Regions from separate parts of the Homo sapiens genome. Here region 2 is linked to region 1. A link is an interaction called in ENCODE POLR2A ChIA-PET data of the cell type or tissue named here. Cell type or tissue: endothelial cell of umbilical vein. All regions are shown on one strand.

Region 1 (2,500 bases):
GATGTGACAACTGGCTACGTATTTGAAAAAGAAAACGTTAGACCCGTATCTCACACAACCCCAAACAAAATTCCCGCGGATTAAAGGGCTAACCACCTGTGATGGAGTGAATGCTGATGTGTCCCCCCAAAATTCCTGTGTTGAAGCCTCACCCCCAGTGACACGGTATCAGGAGAGGGAGCCTTCGTTACGTTAGCCAGGAATCCCACCCTCACCAGGAACCTGACCATGCTACACGGTGATCCAAGACTCCCAACCTCCAGAACCGTGGGAAGTAAGTTTCTGCTGTTTAAGCCCCACAGTCTATGTTATTTTGTTCTCAGCCCCGGCTGACGAGAACGCCATTAGAACATCAGAAGCCACAGCCATAGAAGGACAGACGAGACGCTGAAGTTTGTTTTAACCGTCTTGCCATAAGAAATACCCTATAAGTCACATCTGAGACTCAGGCGTCCTAAGAAAGGGGGGTGTGGACACTGCCCCCAGCACCTCTTGTGGCCGGGCTGGGTGACAGGCACACAGGAACTCATGGCACTCGTCTCATAACCATTGTTCACATTAAACGTGCACCAAAATTTACAACAGAACACCATCGACAAAGCTAAAAGGCAGGCAATGGATGGAAGAAACCATTTCCAAACTACCAACATGGTGTCCCAACAGGAAAAGACTAACTACTGGGCAAAAGATGCGGTTAAACAAGTCACAGAAGAACCCACAGGTACCGCTCCTGCAGAAGCTGGCGACTCTGCCGACACCGTCAGCATGACGCAGAGGGGTCTCCTCCCCACACCCACAGCTCCGCGCATCCTCCCCTGTGGGCCCGAGGTGGGCGTGTACTGATTCATCCCCACCTCTGTCTGCTCCTGAGAGCAGCGCCCTTCACATCTGCGTCCTAGGCCCCACTAAACGCAGGACACGGAGGCCCTCGCAAACTTCTCGAATGAATGAACGAATGAAGGTCGTTTTCAAGACCTCTGGCCCTTCCCCTCTTAGAATCTCTAAATCTCACACTTGCACTTGCTCTGGAGGGGATGAAACAGACACTGCCAGGGCCCGGAGGTTTACGATGTTTATGCTGAGGCCCAGGGAGCTATGCGGGCTCAGGATCCATGTGGATTTGTTACCCTGAACTCAGCGGTCAGGGCCTGCTGGTGAATCAGCAAAACCTCCGGCTGTGCTTCATTCCAGGGAGGAAACCCAGCAGCCCCGTCCCCGTCTGCATTTCCGCTGACGCTATCACTGGAGAGGGAGACGAGGAGTCCTTGAAACCAGCCCTCCGAACATAAATAAGCAGCCGGGTTCAGTGAAGCACATGACGCAGGCTTCACCTCTGCCAGCGTTTCCATCCCAGAAAGTCCTGCGGGACAGATTCTCACAGTCCCCAGTGAGCCCCATCCATGACCCCTGCTCGCCCCCCACGTTTCCCAGATGACGGCAGCTGGAGAGCCTTCCTCCGACAGCGGCCCCAGGCCACGGAGAGGCGGCCCCGCAGAGAGCGGATGTTTGTGAAGCTCCTCTTGGAGGGAAAGCTGCCCCCAACGCTGAACACTCCCGTCTCAAGGCACAGACAGGGGAGCGGTCACAAGCCGGCCAGTCCCTTTTACAGCCAAAATCGGGGGCTCAGAACATTCTTTAATGATTTCCGAGCCACCGAGTGCACTGGGCGGCCCCGTCTCTGTTTTCATTCCCTGAGATGTGGTGCTTTCTCTCCTGGAGCCCCGTGTTGGGGACGCTTCAACCGCAGGCCTTGCCTCCCTCCCACAGTGCTGAGGAAGGACAGGCCCTCCCTTCCCCAGGAAAGGCCAGGCTGGAGGAGCCCAGGTGTGGGGGGAAGTTCTGAGCTGGCATTGTCACCCCCGGGTCTAGTATCCCCACAGAGTGGACCCTGGCCCTGAGCCCAGGCTGTGCCTCCCCTATGTGCAGCCGCTGGGATGTGTCCAGGGCAGCACAGGAGGCAGGTGCCCAGGTACTCCCCTAGGCAGAAGCCTCGGGTTCTGTTCCAGGGCAGGTGGGCTGGCGTGGCCCTCGGGAGCACAGAGCCCTGACTGTAGCCCCCCAGATCCCCACAGGCACCGGCCAGTCTCACCCAGGAGGGCAGGCCCTGCTGTGCTGCAGGCCCCCCGGGGCGCTGGTCCCCTCCCCCATGCTGACCACACGTGGCTTCCTTGGGATCAGCGCACCCCCAGGAAACCCTGGGCGCCTTCACGACTTGGTCACTTGGTGACCTGGGACCCTCGGGCGCCTGCTCCGTGCACAGAGCTGGCCAGGCTGTCCGTAGGGAAGTGTTGACTGGGGGCCCCAAGGCTCCTGCTAAGAAATCCTTCTGAGCACGGCCTCTGGCTCTGGAGAACCAGAACTCCCTGCCCTGCCACTGACTCACAAAGTTGTCCCCTCCCTGTGCACTTCCAGGCACAAAAGCCAGGATTTGATTACTGGGGAACCGCAACGTGCAGGGGTGGAACTCCGCAATGAGTCCAGAAACTCCAAACACGTGAAC
Region 2 (2,500 bases), 150 kb after region 1:
ATGCTAAGGTGACCCTGGGGTGGCTAAGGTGACCCAGGGATGCTAAGGTGATCCTGTGGTGGCTAACATGGCCCAGGGGTGGCTAAGGCGACCCAGGGAGGCTAAGGTGTCCCTGGGGTGGCTGGAGGGACCCACGGGTGGTGAAGGTGGCCCACAGGTAGCTCAGGTGGTACTATGCTAGCAGCAGAGGACAACTCAAACCTAGGGGGACTATCACCCTTGAAGGACAGCTCCATCCCCATTTACAGACTCTGGGAAACTTTTTAAATTCTTATGAGCTCTGAATATAAATTTGATACTAAACTGGAACATACATTGACAGGTATTTCTTTAAAGATTCTTAGGCATTATTTAAAAATAATGCTTTCTATAACTGGCTACTAAAAATAAAACAGAATGGCAATCCTTTGAAATATATTCTGTAAAACCACTACTACATATTTAGATCATGAGAGTATAGGCTAATTTTTTGCATTTTAACATAATTATTACCTATTTGGAATATTAAGCTTAAAACAATAGAATCATAAAATTATGTTACACAAAGACTACACAGCAAAGTCACAACTTTTTTTTTTGAGACAGGGTCTCGCTCTGTCGCCCAGGCTGGAGTGCATTGGCACAATCTTGGCTCATTGCCACCCGTCTCCTGGGATCAAGCAATTCTCCCACCTCAGCCTCTCGAGTAGCTGGGACTACAGGCATGTGCCACCATGCCTGGCTAATTTATTTTTACTTTTATTTTTTGTACAGACAGGGGTTCACCATGTTACCCAGACTGGTCTCAAACTCCTGGGCTTAAGCAATCCTCCTGTCTCAGCCTCCCAAAGTTCTAGGATTATAGGCTTGAGCACCACACCTGGCCACAATTTTTAGAATTGCAAAAGATGTACAAAACTTCTCATTCCATAACACAATCAGCCCCTTCCGCAGACTTAATTTATTATATCAAATTTATAAATTACTTGATAAAATTTTATTTACAATTCAGATCACTCACTGAATTAAACCAGCTATAAGTATTCCATCTCATTGCTTCACAGGTCCTCTAAATGGTAAAAATGAAGCCAGGGAACAGAAAGCTTTCTGAAGGAAACTGGCTTCTGGACGCACACTGGAATGCACACACACATACACTCACGCACACACACACAGATGGTGTAAAGACAAGAGGTTTGTCCTGGTGGCCACCGCTCAGAACGCCACTGAGCCTCCTCCACTGAGTCTTAGAAGCGGCCCTACAGCACCATCTGCTGTTCTGCAGAGGTCACTCAACGCTCCACACCACAGCAACCAAGCCAGGAGCCACCCAGAAGCTACAAGGCATGGGCTGCCAGGGGCGGACCTGTACCTCACAGCCTGGTCTAGGTGCTCTGCTGAATACAAACCATCTGATGGGACATCAACATCAGACAAGGTCGCCCTGGGCCCTGATGGGTAGGACATCTGCACGGGGTAAGAGGAAACTTTTTGGGGTAAGAATATTCTCTACCTCAGCTGCTTGGTGGTGTGGCACTGGCATACATTTGTCAGAATATATTAGAGTGCACACTTTAGAAGAATGATTTTTGGCTGGGTTGAGGTGGGTGGATCACCCGAGGTCAGGAGTTTGAGACTAGCCTGGCCAACATGGCAACACCCCATCTCTACTAAAAATACAAAATTAGCCGGGCATGGTGGCGGGCGCCTGTAATCCCAGCTACTAGGGAGGCTGAGGCAGGAGAATCGCTTGAGCCTGGAAGGCAGAGGTTGCAGTGAGTAGAGATCATGCCATTGCACTCCAGCCTGGGTGACAAGAGCGAAACTCTGTGTCAAAAAAAAAAAAAAAAAAAAAAAAAAAGAGTTTTATTGTCTGTACATTTTACCTCAGTAAATCCAATTTTAAAAAAATCAAGAGATCCCAGAAGAAAACAAATTCTATAAGAAAGGTAAGTCTCAATTTGAAATAAAATAGAAAATACACATATTTCAAGAAGAATGAATTAAATGGGTTCCAAGAAACAGAATGAATAAGCTGGAAAAGGCTGGCGATAGCATAAGAAAGGCAGTGGTCCCTCTCAACAAGAGAACACGGAGAGGCAGAAGTGCTGATGCTCAGGGCCCACGGGCGCACGCGGCCCCACACTACCACTCACCACGCTCGCTGCGCCCGACAGGCACCTTCCCTGCCCCACGTGACAGAGGAGGAAGCTGAGCATGGGAGTTGAGACACTTGCTCGACCGCTGGATCCAAACTCAACTCCATTCCCCACTCTGCTCTACCACTCCATGCCAGGCAAGAATATGGGAAAAAGAGAAAACGGAGCCAAAAAATCAAGGAAACCAGGAGAAAGAGAAAACGGAACCAAAAAAATCAAGGAAATCAGGAAAAAGAGAAAACAGAACCAAAAAATCAAGTATACCAAATCCAAGTATAAAGCAAATTAAACTGTGGCATGACTTTCAGCAATCGTCATAATAATATAAGTGCCATTTATGAATTTGGAACTTTGATTGAACC

What was found. ChIA-PET counts read pairs that join two places held together with the same protein. Peaks named below come from ENCODE experiments on the same cell type or tissue, not always from the same donor. Only the 100,000 strongest peaks of a DNase experiment are listed, where the experiment ranks them.
Region 2: POLR2A ChIA-PET joins it to region 1 with 5 read pairs; 10 of 35 experiments call an interaction of 5 or more read pairs at or near these places.

The regions. Positions count from the first base shown.
Region 1 is chr21:45,293,535-45,296,034 of GRCh38, reverse strand. LINC00205 (long intergenic non-protein coding RNA 205) reads right to left here. Exons shown (of 3, transcript NR_026943.1): 3 at 1-2,500. Among named protein-coding and RNA genes, the nearest start is that of LINC00205, 6.7 kb to the right of the region's middle. RefSeq lists an enhancer at 1,323-1,829. In endothelial cell of umbilical vein, no CTCF peak of the experiment used is centred here; a DNase peak (open chromatin) is centred at 1,254; H3K27ac peaks cover 2,500 bases.
Region 2 is chr21:45,139,274-45,141,773 of GRCh38, reverse strand. All of the region lies in intron 2 of ADARB1 (adenosine deaminase RNA specific B1), which reads right to left. Among named protein-coding and RNA genes, the nearest start is that of ADARB1, 66 kb to the right of the region's middle. In endothelial cell of umbilical vein, a CTCF peak has its summit at 1,239; a DNase peak (open chromatin) is centred at 1,213.